Regions from separate parts of the Homo sapiens genome. Here region 2 is linked to region 1. A link is an interaction called in ENCODE POLR2A ChIA-PET data of the cell type or tissue named here. Cell type or tissue: Panc1. All regions are shown on one strand. Links, peaks and the distances in the headings refer to the core of each region. The heading gives the core; the rest is flanking DNA. Region 1 overlaps WDTC1 (WD and tetratricopeptide repeats 1). Region 2 overlaps LOC102723760 (a long non-coding RNA gene).

Evidence for each region. Peaks named below come from ENCODE experiments on the same cell type or tissue, not always from the same donor. Only the 100,000 strongest peaks of a DNase experiment are listed, where the experiment ranks them.
Region 2: POLR2A ChIA-PET joins it to region 1 with 11 read pairs; 9 of 35 experiments call an interaction of 5 or more read pairs at or near these places.

The regions. Positions count from the first base shown.
Region 1 is chr1:27,305,510-27,313,841 of GRCh38, reverse strand. WDTC1 (WD and tetratricopeptide repeats 1) reads right to left here. Exons shown (of 16, transcript NM_001276252.2): 16 at 5,206-7,656. The coding sequence ends at 7,459. Among named protein-coding and RNA genes, the nearest start is that of TMEM222, 12 kb to the left of the region's middle. RefSeq lists enhancers at 5,010-5,534, 5,535-6,060, 6,061-6,586. In Panc1, for the core only: no CTCF peak of the experiment used is centred there; no DNase peak of the experiment used is centred there.
Region 2 is chr1:27,159,848-27,168,179 of GRCh38, reverse strand. LOC102723760 (a long non-coding RNA gene) reads right to left here. Exons shown (of 3, transcript XR_426674.4): 3 at 7,712-7,891. Among named protein-coding and RNA genes, the nearest start is that of SLC9A1, 8.9 kb to the right of the region's middle. In Panc1, for the core only: no CTCF peak of the experiment used is centred there; DNase peaks (open chromatin) are centred at 1,664 and 4,849.

The DNA.
Region 1 (8,332 bases), core at 107-8,106:
TGGTTGCTTCCAGTTTTGGCAATCATGAATAAAGCTGATATAAACATTCATGTACAGGTTTTTACATGGTCATGTTTTCAACCCTTTTAGTTAAATACAAGCAGAGCGACTGCTGCATTGTATGGTAAGAGTATGTTTAGCTTTGTAAGAAACTGCCAAACTGTCTTCCAAAGTGGCTGTACTGTTTTGCATTTCCTCTGCCAATGAATGAGAGTTCCTGTTCCTCTACATCCTTGTCAGCATTTGCTGTGGACAGTTTTAACATTTTAGCTATCCTAGTAAGTGTGCAATGTGCAACGGTATCTCATTGTTTTAATTTGCAATTCCCTGATGACATAATGTTAAAAATCTTTTCATATGCTTACTAGTCACCTGTAAATCATCTTTGGTGTGGTGTTTGGATCTTTTGCCCATTTTGAAATTGGGTTGTTTCCATATTGTTGAGTTTTAAGAGTTCTTGGCCAGGCGCAGTGGCTCATGCCTGTAATCACAGCACTTTGGGAGGCCAAGGCGGGCAGATCACGAGGTCAGGAGATCGAGACCATCCTGGCTAACATGATGAAACCCTGTCTCTACTAAAAATACAAAAAATTAGACAGGTGTGGTGGCGGGCGCCTTTAGTCCCAGCTCCTCGGGAAGCTGAGGCAGGAGAATAGCATGAACCCGGGAGGCAGAGCTTGCAGTGAGCTGAGATTGTGCCACTGCATTCCAGCCTGGGTGACAGAGCAAGACTCCGTCTCAAAAAAAAAAAAAAAAAAGTTGTGTATTTCGAATACAAATCCTTTATCTGTGTTTTACAAATATGTCTCCCAGTCCTTGGCTTTTCTTTTCATTCTCTCCACTGTGTCTTTAACTGAGAAATTTTTTATTTTAATGAAGTCCAACTTGCCAATTTTTTTCTTTCATGGATTGAGGTTTTGGTGTTGTATCTAAAAACTCATTGCCAAATCCAACAAAATAAGTGGCTGGGACTGCAACTCGGATTATGTTAAAGCTATAGATCAAGTTGGATTTTTTTCCTATGTTATCTTCTAGAAGTTTCATAGTTTTGTATTTTAAATTTAGGAGGTCTGTCATCTATTTTGAGTTAACTTTTGTAAACAGTGTTAGGTCAGTGTTTAGATTTTTTTTTTTGCATATGGATGTCCAGTTGTTCCATCACTGTTTGTTGATAAGACTATCGTTTCTCCATTGAATTGACTTTACTGCCTTGTCAAAGATCAGCTGACTGTATTTGTGTGTGTCTATTCCTGGGTTCTCTATTTGTTCCATTGGCCTATTTGTCTATTCTTTTGCCAGTACCACACTGTCTTGATTATTGTAGCTTGATAGTAAGTCTTGAAGTCAGGAGTGTTAATCCTCTGAATTTGTTTTTCGTAAGTATTATGTTGGTTATTCTGGGTCTTTCTTCTTTTTCTCCATTTTTAACAAGAAGTTTATTTAAACAACAAGATGCTTGACTTTAAAGGAAAACTATTTAGGATTTTTTTTTAAGAGTAATTTATCTCTAGTTAAAGACAGATTGCCCTACATGTAAGAGCTATATACACGAAAAGTTATAAAATTGTCCTTGGTTTTACAATGATAAATGAAAAACATTAAAATTCTCCAATTGAATAAGGTATGCAAGGATTTTTTTTTTTTGTTAAAATAGTGAGAACAAAATAACATTGCAATGTAAGATAAGAGTTGAATGAGCATGCCACTGATGGAGAAAGGGAGGTAATTTTCAAGAATCGGTATTTTTCCCCACAGATATGTTTTGATTGACATCAAGTGGATGTCATTGGCCATTTAATATTTAAAACAGCAAAATGCTTGTGAACATACACCCATTATTTTATGTACAATAAGGGAATGGGTAAGGGAAAAATAAAAGAATAGAGAAAACTATACTATAGTAATAGTCATGATGTGGTGGAACCAAATTGCAGTTTTCTAATTGAGAATGTAATCTTGGTCTATAAGAACAAAGTTCTAGAGTAAAGAAGCAGGTTCCTTTTTCAGTAGACACTTCTTGTCTGTTGCTGAAACACATCAATTGTATCTTCATCCTCCATTTCCAACTGTGCAGGTGTGTCTGTTTCATTGACTGGTTGCCTGTCAAATTAGAATCTGATCTGCCTCACTGACAAACTCTGTCATTCACAATAGACTTTCATTACTCTACTAAGTGGTATATGACTCTTTTTTTTTCTTTTATGAGATGGCATCTCGTTCTGTCACCCAGGCTGGAGGGCAGTGGCGCGATCTCGGCTCACTGCAACCTCCGCCTCCCGGGTTCAAGCAATTCTCCTGCCTCAGCTTCCCAAGTAGCTGAGACTACAGGCACATACCACCATGTCCAGCTATTTTTTTGTATTTTTAGTAGAGACGGGGTTTCACCATATTGGTCAGGCTGGTCTCAAACTCCAGACCTCAGGTGATCCACCCACCTTGGCCTCCCAAAGTGCTGGGATTACAGGTGTGAGCCACCATACCCGGCCGGTATATGACTTTTAATTTTAAACTGCACCATGGAACAATCCTGCCCCATTACCTTCAAATTAATAAGATTGTTATTCTCAGTCTTGACTCCTTCCTTGGGCTTTTCATCAGCCACACGAGTGCTGGAGTCTCCTCAGCTGCTACTTCACCAATGAGGCACCAGGTCTGCACAGAATGAATGAGCACACAAACGGCACCAGGAGAGGCAGAAGGAGGTGGAACAGTGGAACTATTCTGGGTCTGCTACATTTTCATGTAAACTTTAGGATCAGTTGGTGATACTCACAAAATAACTTGCTGGGACTATGACCAGGATCACATTGAAGCTATAGATCAAGTTGGAAAGAACTGACATCCTAATATTGAGTTTTCCTATCCGTGAACATGGACCATCTCTCCATTTACTTGATCTTCCTTGGTTTCTTTTATCAGTTTTGTAGTTTTGCTCATACAAACCTTGTACATATGTTGTTAGATTTATTCCTAAGTACTTTTTTGGGGGGATGCTAATGAGGGCTGAATACGTGGAGGACAAGGTGCTTTTAGAACAGTGAAACTATTCTGTATGACAATGTAATGGTGGATACGAGACATGCATTTGTCAAAACCCATAGAACTTTGCAACACAAAGAGTGAACCGTAATGTAAACTATGGACTTCAGTTATCATAATGTATCAATATTGGTTCATTAATTACAACAACACACTAATGCAAGATGTTAATAATTGGGAAAATTGAGCTGGGGAAAGAGGGTTATATGAAACTCATTATACTATCTGCTCAATTTTCTGTAAGCCTAAAACTGCTCTAGAAAGTAAAGGCTATTAATTTTTTAAAAAATGGAGTACCAACTCCAAATGAAATGGAGACCCTCGTGAAGTCTTCCAATGCCTCCCTTGCCTACAGGATTGAGTCTGTGGTCTCTCACCAGCCATAGGAAGTCCTTCAGTTTGACTGCTCCTCCAGTCTACCCTCTACAATCCAGCCAGATGGAGTCACTCAGGGTTCATGAAGGAACCTGAGACTCTGCACTACTCCCTGGTCTGGAACATTGTCCTTCCTTTGTCTGGTCTGGAAATGCCTTCAAGAAGCTTCTGCAGACGTTAATTTGGGTACACAGAGGAATGATACCAGCCCACAGTATCTGTTTTATAATACCACCTATTGTGTTTCCGGCAGGACCTCTCAGTAGTTTCAGTAGTGGAACTGCTATTCCCACAGACTAAACCATAGTTCCCCAACTGTGCATCAAGGTGCCTGAGGGCACCCACAGCAAATTCACAGGGGGCAAAGTAGGATATTTTGAAAGATATTCAACATCTTTGGCTAATGAGAGAACTATTAGCTCAAGGTAGTTCACAGTTCCATTATTACATTATGCCACAATCCTTTTGATGATGTCATCTTTAAGAAGCTGGGTCTTGGCCGGGCGCAGTGGCTCATGCCTGTAATCCCAGCACTTTGGGAGGCCGAGGCGGGTGGACCACAAGGTCAGGAGAGCGAGACCATCTTGGCTAACGTGGTGAAACCCCATCTCTACTAAAAACATAAAAAATAAGCCAGGTCTGGTGGCAGCTGCCTGTAGTCCCAGCTACTCAGGAGGCTGAGGCAGGAGAATGGCATGAACTCAGAAGGTGGAGCTTGCGGTGAGCCGAAATCGCACCACTGCACTCCAGCCTGGGCAACAGAGCAAGACTCCGCCTCAAAAAAAAAAAAAAAAAAAAAAAAGAAGCTGGGTCTTTAGTGGTTGCTGTGATAAAAAGCAAATGAAAATCAATGTGGGACAGGAAATGAAGGCAGCAGTGTTTGCTTTGATTAGAAAATTTAACAAGTTGTTCAGTGCCCAATGGGCAGCATAGATCCCATTAGTAATTGCAGTTGTTTAAGAATGAAGGCTGGGCGCGGTGGCTCACACCTGTAATCCCAGCACTTTGGGAGGTTGAGGCGGGCAGATCACCTGAGGTCAGGAGTTTGAGACCAGCCTGGCCAAGGTGGTGAAACCCCATCTCTGCTAAAAATACAAAAAATTAGCTGGGTGTGGTGGCGGGCACCTGTAATCCCAGCTACTTGGGAGGCTGAGGCAGGAGAATCGCTTGAACCCAGGAGGCGGAGGTTGCAGTGAGCCGCAATTGCACAATTGCACTCCAGCCTGGGCGACAAAAACGAAACTGTCTCAAAAAAAAAATAAAAAATAAAAAATAAATAAAAATGCAAAAAAAAAAAAATAGCTGGGCATGGTGGCACATGCCTGTAATCCCAGCTACTTGGGAGGCTGAGGTAGGAGAATCACTTGAACCCGGGAGGCGGTGGTTGCAGTGAGCTGAGATCATGCCACTGCACTCCAGCCTGGGCAACAGAGCAAGACTCCGTCTCAAAAAAAAAAAAAAAAAAAAAGAATGAAATAAATATTGTTTCTTCCAATTCAGGTGTATTATTTTTTAAATGGCAACTAACTTGTTAGGACATAAATACTTTTTAAGTGATTTGGACTTAACTACTTAATAAATTGAACTGTTATTTCTTTTGGCTTAGAGGCTCCATGAAAAAATTACTGAGATGGTAATGGTGCTGTGAGCTAAGAAAGTTCAGGAACCTATAGTCTAAGAGATTATCTAATCCAGGGCACTTCAAAAACTTGCATATGTGAAATCAATTTAGTGGGTTATAGCCATATTTTTTTCCCTAATAAAACAGAAGGGTAAGCAGAGTACACTGCATGTAGCAAGGGTAAATATTATTGTGTAAAACTTTTGTTCATTTTTTTTATATATATATACACACACACATATCTACAAGTAATCATGTGTATATTGGGTCACAATGTAAAATGGTTTGAAAAACCACTAAGATTCCAAGTCCCTTATTTTACTGATGAGAAAACAGCCAGAGAGTGAAAGCTGATGATTACAAATCACAGCCATGAGAGCTGGGCTCTGCACTCAGCCCTGCTGGGCTGGGTGGCCGCTGCTCACGGTGACCCTTCAAGGCAGGCCTCATTCTGTCCAGTAGAGGTGTGGTTACTAAGTCATAGAGCTACAGAGGTGAGGGACCAGGTGCCCTCACTTTGGTTCCAAGACCCATCTGCACCCCACAAATGCCACCAGCCACACCTAGAACAAAATGGTTTTAATCAATTGCGTCACCCTCACTCTCCTGGGAGCGGAGCAACAAAAAGGCTCGGCTCCTGCCCCCAGAGGACAGTAAGGCTTATGTGTCTCTCCACACTGCAGGGCCCAGGCTGGGCAGGCAGGGGGTGGGAAGCAGGACAGGGGGCAGGGAGGGAGGGTGGGAGGCAGGGAGGAAATGGCAGGTGGCTGGAACACAAGAAAGCAAAGGGGACCCAGCTGGTCCTTGGGCCCCAGGGCCCAGCCCCAATACTCCTGCTCTCCCTTCTCCCTGGCTAGAGAAAGGTCACGGAGAAGAGACAGGGGAGCAGGTCCCAGCAGCAGGAGAAGCAGCAGCAGCTGTTTCCTTCACCAATAAATATACTTCATTACCAAGCTAGAAGAGAGGGGTGGGAAGAGGGACTGGGGTGGGAAGGAAGGGGGAGAAGCTGCCACCTGTGTTGCTGGGATTAAAGCAATGAGATGGTGCCAGACCCCCCACCACTATCCTCACCCTCCACTTGTCTTCTTAAAACTGTGAAAAAGCTTTTAACATGGCCCTCCTGTCTCCAGGGCTGCTCTGAAGCCTGACTGAGAGGAGGCACCTGGCAGAGACAGGGGCTGAGGGAGGGAGCGAGGGAGTGGAGGGAGAGGAGAAGGGAGGCTGCTTTTCCCCAGGGGCTGCAGCTGGAGGGCTGGAGCCAAGTAAGCACTGAAGGGGAAGCAGGGAGGGAGAGAGGGGGAAGGATGAACCAACTACCTGGAGCAGCTGGAGCTAAGAGCCGGGGGCAGAGGGGAGGAGAGGCCTGGTGAGTGGTGGGTTGATCGCTGCATCCAGTGTAAAGCTTGGGGCTGCTGGGGAGGGAGGGGCCGAGTAAGGGACTTTCCCATCTGAGTGGCTCAGGAGACCCACCCCTCTCCCCTCAGAGCAGCAGGGGACAGAGAAAAGCCATCACTTCTTTGGTCTTTGTGGCGGCTCAGCATGTGGGATGGGAAGGAGGGCAGAAAGGGCAGAGAAGGGCCCTTAGCAGGAAGCGCCACCTCAGCAGAGTAGGCCTGGCTGGGAGCTCTGGCAGAAAGGTCACAGTGAGGCTGAGGAGCGCCCAAGAGGAGAATGGCCGTAGTGCAGAAGTGCTGGCATGGATGGGTGGGGTAAGGTGCAGTGCCCCACCCTCTGCCAGGGCCCTTGGGAAAGGCAGAGCCTCCAGAGGTGGCCAGTGAGAGTAGGTGCAGGGCCAGAGCTAGTAGCCAGGAGAGGAGCGAGGGTGCTCCACAGCGACCTCAGCAGGTGGCCTGGTCTTGCCCACTCCAGGGCTCCCATCCTTCCTTTGGGCTCCGCTCTAACACTGGTGGCTCTGGAGGGAGGGTGGGACCCATCCTTTTTCAAAACCTTTCCTGAAGACCACAGGGGAGCTAGCCTTGCAGGCTAGGGAGCAAGAGTGGCAACAGGCCAAGGCGAGCCCTTACCAATTGGGAATCCCACTCCTCCTGCTGCTGCCAGCTAAAGGGCAGGACAGTCCCTGAAGACAGTTCAGCTTGTTCCTCCCCACCTGAGGCAGAAGGGGTTTTGAGGCAGGCCAGAGCCCTCCAGGGACATGAAAGCAGGAGATGGGGGGGGGCATATGGAGGGGTGTCCCCTCCTGCTCTTTTTTTCAGGGCTGGGGATAGTCAGGGGACAATCAGCCCAGAGTCCGAAAGCCAGCAAGTTGTAGCAACCTCCACCCCTAACGCCAAACTAACAAACAAAACAGGGGAAATGAAAAAAAAGGGTGGTGGGGAAGACAAACCAAAACAGAATCCCCTGACCTCCTGCCCAGGGCAGAGGGTCCAGCCAGTAGCAGGGGCTGGGGACCAGGGCTGGAGGGTCTAGCTGGGCCGGCACTGCACCTGGCCCTCAGAGCTGTCCTCATCATCAGAGGCCCCGGCACCCCCACTGCTCAGGCCCGTGATCCGGTAGCCCATGTTGAGCAGCATCACCTCCAACGGGTCTGCATTCATGCGCCGCTGGTTGGCCTGTGAAGCACCCTCCATATCTTCCACGACTCGGCCTGTGAGGTCTTCACTCTGTGGTGGAGAAAGGGGTGACACACGTGGGGCTCAGGGAGGGAGAGGCACCAGGGTACACGTATAGGGGAGGGGGAGGGAAATACACAGACTAAACTATCTATAGGGGGAGGTACACATACATGCCAGGAGGTGTATATGGTGGAGGGGAACACACAACCTTGGCTACATATTGTTGGGGGTGCTCACGCTGGAATATATATGGGAGATACGCCACCTCAGGATATACAGGCAGGTCATAACATGCTGGGATATACGTGGGGGACAGTACACACCAGGATATGTTGGACACACATACTGGGATACCTGGGACAAGGGGCAGATACAACTTCCCCACCCCATTCTGTTTTGTTGCCACAACTCTTGCTTCATCTTTCTTTCTCCTCTCCTCTCAATGGGGAAGCCTATAGGGGTCCTCTCTTTAAAAGTCACAGCAAATTATCTTGGGAATCAGACATACCACTTGACTTTTGTTTTGCCAGCTGGGAAGAGGGAAGCAGTAGGGCAGAGGGGAAGGGGAGGCACCAAGCCAGCTTCCCTGGCTACCCACCCTGGGAGTGGAGGGGACTCCACTGTCCTAAGTGTCCTTGTGGGCTGGACACTTCACAGGCATCTCTTCTTTACTTCTCACCACAACCTTTCAAGGTGGTGCTGTCATTCCCATTCCCAATGTACA
Region 2 (8,332 bases), core at 90-8,089, 150 kb after region 1:
CCAAAGGTCACATGACTAGACAGTGGTAGAGGCTGGAGACAGTGGCTCATGCCTGTAATCTCAGCACTTTGGGAGGTCGAGGAAGGAAGACTGCTTGAGCTCAGGAGTTTTAGGCCAGCCTGGGCAACATAACAAGGTCTCATCTCTACAAAAAATAAAACATTAAGGCTGGGCGTGGTGGCTCACGCCTGTAATCCCAGCACTTTGGAAGGCCGAGGCAGGTGGATCACCTAAGGTCAGGAGTTTGAGACCAGCCTGGCCAACATGGTGAAACCCCGTTTCCACTAAAAATACAAAATTATCCAGGCCTGTAGTACCAGCAATTCGGGTGGCTGAGGCAGGAGGATTGCTTGAACCCAGGAGGTCAAGGATGCACTGAGCCATGATTGTGCCACTGCCCAGCCTGGGCAATAGAGTGAGACCTCTCAAAAAAAAAAAAAAGAAAGAAAGAAAAGAAAAGAAATGATAGTGGTAGAGACAGCATTCGAATCCATACAGTTTGGATCCAAGTTAGCCCTATTAATCATTATGCTCTACTGCCTCAAATTTCTGCCATTGAGGAGCTTACAGTCTAGTGGGTCAACACAGGCAATAGAAATATACAGTACAGCCGGGCACGGTGGCTCACGCCTGTAATCCCACCACTTTGGGAGGCCGAGGCGGGTGGATCACCTGAGGTTGGGAGTTCGAGACCAGGCTTGGCCAACATGGTGAAACTCCTGTCTCTACTAAAAATATAAAAATTAGCCGGGCATGGTGGCGCACGCCTATAATCCTGGCTACTCGGGAGGCTGAGGCAGGAGAATCGCTTGAATCTGGGAGGTGGAGGTTGCAGTGAGCCAAGGTTAAGCCACTGCACTCCAACCTAGGCAACAGAGCGAGACTCCATCTCAAAAAAAAAATAGACTGGTCAGGGAATGCCTCACTGAGAGACATTTGTGCAAAGATAGCAAGGAAGTGAAGGAGGAAACCATGTAGCTATCTGGGGGAAACAGTAAGCTCAAAGGCTCTGAAAGGGGTAAACCTGGAGTATTTAAGGAATAAATAGGAAGGAAGCCAGGGTGGTTAACGTGGAGAGAAAAGGGAAGAGGAAGGAATAAAGGAGAGGAGGCCAGAGAGAGAGGTGGGAGTAGACTGGGTGGGGCTTCGTAGGTCATAATAAGGACCCCGAGGTGGGGGTCTGGCAGGGGATGACACCATCTGACTTAGGCTTTTAAAGGGATCCTTCTGGCTGCTTTGTTGAAACAATAATCTGGGTGGGGAAAATGGCACTGCTTGGACCAGAGTGGGCAATGGAGGTGGTCAGAAATGGATGGATTCTGGAAATATTTTGAAGATTGAATTGACACTATTTGTGGAGGATTGATATGACAGAAAGGAGCCAAGGATGACTCAAGTTTTTGGCCAGAGTAAGTGGGAAGATGGAGAGGCTATCTCTTGGATGGGGAAGACAGTGGGAGAAGCAGGTTTGGGGAGGGGTTGGAAAGGTCTGGAGTTCAGTTTTGGACATGCTGATTTTGAGATGCCTGTTGCACGACCAGGTAAAAATGTTGAATGTTCAGTTGGATGCAGGAGTCTGGAGTTTACAGTAGGGAACTGGGCTAGAGATAGAAATCTATGAGTTGTCCTCATATAGATGGGGCTTGAAATCATGAGAATAGATGAGGTCATCAGAGAAAAGAATGTAGACAGAGCAGTGAAAAGGCAAGAACCAAGCCCTGGGGCCCTCAGTATTTAGAGGTTGTGGCAGAGGGGGAAAAAGGAGAGAAGGAGGAGGAATCAACAAAGGGAAATTGAGAAGGAACAGCCAATGAAGTGGGAGGAAAGCCAGAAGGTTGCGGGGTCTCATAAGCTATTTGAAGAAAGTGTTCTCAGAAGGAGCAAGTGATTATATATGTTGAAGTCTGCTGATGGGGAAAGAAAGATGAGGATCGAGAAATGACCATATGATAGAACAACATGGAGGGTCACTGGCAACATTGACAAGGGCAGCTATTTATTTATGTATTTATATATTTATGTATTTATTTATTTATTGAGACAGAGTCTCACTCTGTCACCCAGGCTGGAGTGCAGTGGCACGATCTTGGTTCACTGCAATCTCCGCCTCCTGGATTCAAGCGATTCTCATGCCTCAGCCTCCAGAGTAGCTGGGATTACAGGTGCCTGCCACCACATCCAGCTAATTTTTGTATTTTTAGTAGAGACGGGGTTTCACTATGTTGGCCAGGCTGGTCTCGAGCTCCTGACTTCAGGTGATCCGCCCATCCTGGCTTTCCAAAGTGCTGGGATTACAGGCATGAGCCACTGCACCTGGCCTATTTTATTTATTTTATATATATATATATATATATATATTTTTTTTTTTTTTTTTTTTTTTTTTTAGAGATAGGAGTCTCCCTATTTGCCTAGGCTGGCCTCAAACTCCTGGGCTCAAGCGATCCTCCCACCTCAGTGTCCCAAAGTGCTGGGATTACCGGCATGAGCCACTGCACCTGGCCAAGAGCAGATTAGGGACAGCATATGAGAGGGCAAGCCCACGGATCAGTTGGAGACAATGGGAGAGAAAAACAATGCAGGCAATGTAGACAACTCTCTTAAGCATTTGGCAGTGCTGGGAGTGGGTGGGGGATGAAGAGATGTGTGTTAAAGTGTTAAGATAACACATTATACTTATGATAGATGTTGCCTGGGGCAGCAGGAAGGGAGAAAAGTGTAACTGATAGTTTAAAAGACTTTAAAATTTGATAAAAATTGTACAGATATCTGTAAAACACATCAAAAACGTACACACACACACATATAGGGCAGTTTTTTGTTTGTTTTTCGGTTTGTTTTTCTTTTTGTGATGGAGTCTCACTCTGACACCCAGGCTGGAGTGCAGTTGTGCGATCTCAGCTCACTGCAACCTCCACCTCCCAGGTTCAAGCAATTCTCATGTCTCAGCCTCCCGAGTAGCTGGGACTACAGGCAAGCACCACCACGCCTAGCTAATTTTTGTATTTTTAGTAGAGATGGAGTTTCAGCATGTTGGCCAAACTGGTCTTGAACTCCTGACCTCAGGTGATCTGTCTTCCTTGGCCTCCCAAAGTGCTGGGATTACAGGCGTGAGCCACAGCACCTGGCCAGTTTTTTTAGGAGATAGAGTCCTGCTATGTTGCCCAAGCTGGAGTGCAGTGGCATGATCATAGCTCACTGTAACCTTGAACTTCTGGGCTCTAAGTGATCCTCCCGCCTCAGCTTCCCAAGTAGTAGAGACTACAGGTGCATACCGCCATGCCTGGCTAATTTTGAAATTATTTTGCCAGGCACAGTGGCTCATGCCTGTAATCTCAGCACTTTGGGAGGCTGAGGCAGGAGGATTGCCTGAGTGCAGGAGCTTAAGATCAGCCTGGGCAACATAGCAAGACCTCATCTCTACTAAAAATAAAAATAAGAAAATTAGCTGGGCATGGTGGCATGCACCTGTAGTCTTAGTTACTCAGGAAGCTGGGGTGGGAGGATGGCTAGAGTCCAGGAGTTTGAGGCTACAGTGAGCTATAATCACACCACTACACTCTAGCCTGGGCGAGAGAGTGAGACCTTCTCAAAACACCACCACCACCACCAACAACAACAAATAAATAAATACATAAATTATTTTGTAGACACAGATTCTCCCTATGTTGCCTAGGCTGGTCTTGAACTCCTGGCCTCAAGTGATCCTCCCACCTCAGCCTTCTAAGGTGCTGGGATTACTGGAGTGAGCTACTGTGTCTGGCCAAAATATACATATATTATTGAAAGTAAATATAACAAACTGTTACAGCTGATAATTCTGAATTTGGATGTTTGCTATATTACCTTTATACTTTTAAATTTTCTTACAAATAATTAGGGGAAAAAAAGGTTTGTGGGCCAAATCGTGTGCAGGACTTTGAGTGCCATGCTGGGATGGGGTATGTGCCTGTCTAAACAGGGGATGAACATGGCTCAGACAGCTCTTCCTGAAAGCTGTGTAGGCTGAGGGTGGTGGCTCACGCCTGTAATCCCAGCACTTTGGGAGGCCGAGATGGGCAGATCACCTGAGGTCAGAAGTTCAAGACCAGCCTGATCAACATGGTGAAACCCCATCTCTACTAAAAATACAAAAAAATTAGCTGAGCGTGGTGGCAGGTGCTTGTTGTAATCCCAGCTACGCGGGAGGCTGAGACAGGAGAAGCCCTTGAACCCAAGAGGCGGAAGTTGCAGTGAGCAGTGAGCCGAGATTGTGCCACTGCAGCTGGGAGACAAGAGCAAAACTCCGTCTCAAAAAAAAAAAAAAAAAAGTCAATCCCGGACCCGTTCCCTCAGATCTGCTAAATCCTAACTTTTCCAGTACACACACACACACACACACACACACACACAGGATTCTGACAGTGTAGAATGGGGGCAAGTTTAGTGGAAGATGGTGGGTGAAGTTGATGGAGGTGCCTGTGGGACATCCAGTCAGTGAACATTAGGGTGTCAAGGTTGCCGATAGGTGTTTATCAAATCCATTATTGATTTTCCTCCAGCAGAAAGCACAGGGAGTTGCACATAGTAGGAACTCACTAAATGTTTATTGTAAAATTATGAACTTAGCTTAAAGGCAATTCGCTGGATCCTAAATTCCAACTCCTTACCAACCTCCGAACTCTCTTCTAGTTACCCAACATGTACATGCTTTTTCATGGTAGCTATCAGCCTGGAGAACTGGGAAAAGCCTGGACTTCAGAGTTAGGCAGACCTGCATCCAAACCTGGCTCCTCTTCTTCCCAGCTCTATGGCCTCAGACAAGCAATTCTCCTCTGGGAGTCTTGGTTTTCTCATGTGCAAATAATGCATTCTGTGATTCATTCACTCAGCAAATATTTATTGAGTACCAATATGCACTGGGCATTGTTCTACATGGTGGAGAAACAGTGATGGATGAGATAGACGTGGTCCCTGCCCTAGCTGAGCTCACATTCTGAAGGGAGAAAAATGCAGTAAAAAAAAAAAAAAAAAAAAAAGGTAATAGGCCGGGCGCGGTGGCTCACACCTGTAATCCTGGCACTTTGGGAGGCAGAGGCGGGTGGATCACGAGGTCAGGAGTTCGAGACCAGCCTGACCAACATGGTGAAACCCCGTCTCCACTAAAAATACAAAAATTAGGCCGGGTGCAGTGGCTCATGCCTGTAATCCCAGCACTTTGGGAGGCCGAGGCAGGTGGATTGCCTGAGGTCAGGAGTTCGAGACCAGCCTGGCCATGGTGAAACCCCGTCTTTATTAAAAATAAAAAAAAATTATCTGGGCATGGTGGCGGGTGCCTGTAATCCCAGCTACTAGGGAGGCTGAGGCGGGAGAATCACTTGAACCCAGGAGGCGGAGGTTGCAGTGAGCCAAGATTGCGCCATTGCACTCCAGCCTGGGCAACAAGAGCAAAACTCCGTCTCAAAAAAAAAAAAAAAAAAATTAGCTGGGCATGGTGGCGCACGCCTATAATCCCAGCTACTCAGGAGGCTGAAGCAGGAGAATTGCTTGAACCCAACAGGTGGAGGTTGCAGTGAGCCGAGATCATGCCATTGCACTCCAGCCTGGGTGACAGAGCAAGACTCTGTCTCAAAAAAAAAAAAAAAAGAATAAAAGTAACAAATAGGAGAATTATACTGTATGTGAGAAGGTGAAACATGCTATACAAAGAAGAAAAAAGGAGCAGGGGAAGGGGCTGGGTGGTAGTGGTGGTGGCCAGGCAGGGGAAGTGTCACTATTACATAGGATTATAACATAGTAGGCCATGTCAGGAAGCGAGATTCGCAGAAAGGCTTGAAGGAGGTCAGGTAACCAGCCATGTGGATATCTGGGGAAGAGTGTTCCAGGCAGAAGGAATAGCAAGTGCAAAGACCCTGAGGCAGAAGTGTGTCTGCCAGTGTTTGAGAAATAGAAGGAGGCAGTGGTGAAGTGAGTGCCGGGGAGACTGGAAGAAGGCTTTGCTGGGCTGTGACATTATGATGAAAGAAGGAGCGGCTGAGTACAATGGCTTACCCCTGTAATCCCAATACTTTGGGAGGCCCAGGCAAGAGAATCAATCAAGACCAGGGGTTTGAGACCAGCCTGGGCAATATAGTAAGACCCTATCCCTACCAAAAATATTTTTAAAAATTAGTCAGGTGTGGTGGCATGTACCTGTAGTCCAAGCTGCTCGGGAGGGCGAGGCTGGAGGATCGGTTGAGCCCAGGAGTTTGAGGTTGCTGTGAGCTATGATTGCACCATTGTACTCTAGCCTAGGTGACAGCAAGACTCTGTCTCAAAAAAAAAAAAAAACAAAAGAAGGAAATGAACCCAGTCACTGCGTGCTGACTGTGTACCAGGAACTATGCTTGACATACAGTGGCCTTTTCATCCTTACAATAAACCTTACAAAGCAAGTAATGTGACTCCACCCAGCTTTCATATACATGAACACAGCGAGAGACAGAAACAAGGTGTGACTTGCTCATAATGCGCAGCTAATAGGGGCTGAGCAGATTCTTTCCTAGGGCCATGCATTTTGTGCCATAAAACTCCAGGCACTTTTAGTGAAAGGATTCAAGGAGGGGATTGGGGAGCAGACATGGCTTAAGCAGGGGGAGATGCCACCCAGGGTCCAGGCTTCCTGAGGCTGTCCTGGATCTGCAGGGGAAGGGTCTGCAGAGACCTGGCCTCTCCGAGTCAAAAGCAGTGTGGGCCTGGAATGGTTAAAAAATGAGGACTTGGCCGGGTGTGGTAGCTCACGCCTGTAATCCCAGCACTTTTAGAGGCCGAAGCAGGTGGATCACCTGAGGTCAAGAGTTCGAGACCAGCCTGGCCAACATGGTGAAACCCTGTGTCTACAAAAAATACAAAAAATTAACTGGGCATGGTGGCAGGCGCCTGTAATCCCAGCTACTCGGGAGGCTGAGGCAGCAGAATCGCTTGAACCCAGGAGGCAGAGGTTGTAGTGAGCTGAGATCGCGCCATTGCACTGCAGCCTGGGCAACAAGAGTGAAACTCCATCTTAAAAAAACAAAAAACAAAAAACAAAAAATGACTTGCTCAAACATGGTTACAAATATTGCTATGTATTTTAACTGATTTTTTTTTTTCTTTTTTGAGATGAGAGTCTTGCTCTGTCGCCCAGGCTGGAGTGCAGTGGCGCGATCTCAGCTCACTGCAAGCTCCGCCTCCCGGGTTCACGCCATTCTCCTGCCTCAGCCTCCCGAGTAGCTGGGACTACAGGCGCCCGCCACCACGCCCGGCTAATTTTATGTATTTTTAGTAGAGACGGGGTTTCACCGTGTTAGCCAGAATGGTCTTGATCTCCTGACCTCGTGATCCGCCCACCTCAGCCTCCCAAAGTGCTGGGATTACAGGCGTGAGCCACCGCGCCTGGCCTTGACTGATTATTTTTAAGAAGACAAGGCTTTTAAGGCCGAAGCGGGCGGATCACGAGGTCAGGAGATCGAGACTATCCTGGCTAACACGGTGAAACCCCATCTCTACTAAAAATACAAAAAATTAGCCGGGCGTGGTGGCAGGTGCCTGTAGTCCCAGCTACTCGGGAGGCTGAGGCAGGAGAATGGCGTGAACCCGGGAGGCGGAGCTTGCAGTGAGCTGAGATTGCACCACTGAACTACAGCCAGGTCGACAGAGCGAGACTCAGTCTCAAAAAAAAAAAAAAAAAAAAAGAAGAGGAAGAAGAAGATAAGGCTTTTAACATACAATACACATCAATGTGATTTATTTACAAATATTAAATTCATAGCAGCTGGTCTGATGGTGGGACCCATCTCACGGATGTGAGGGTCTGTTTTCCAGCCTGTCAATTTTCTCTGTGACTGAAGGCAGAACTTCATGTGGTTCCCAACATCAAAAGTCTACTCTTGAGGTCCTCGGTGCATGTAAATAAATAGAATGATGGTAAATATATGTGGTACTTGCTGGGGGCAGTGGTAAATGCTTCGCATACATTGGCTAATATCTTCATGAGAGCCCCATGAGGTTGACACTATTGTTGTCCCCCCTTATGGAGGAAGAAGCTGTAGAACAGGCACTGATTTGCCCAGGGTCTCATGACTAGTGAGCGGTGGTGCCAGAGCACTGAAAGGAGACCATGTGGCTACCCATGTTCGGCAGTCCCAGCATTTAACTATCCATTATTCTACACTGCCTGCCCAGGCTGGGCCTTGGCCATCGGCTCTCCCATGTGGTTTCTCCCAAGGCCTGTTTCCTGATATTGTTCTGTTGTTATAACCTTCTCCAGGCCGTGGAGGATCTCAGGGCTGGCATTTCCTGGTTGTCCTGGGATCTACCACGTCCCAGACTGGCACCC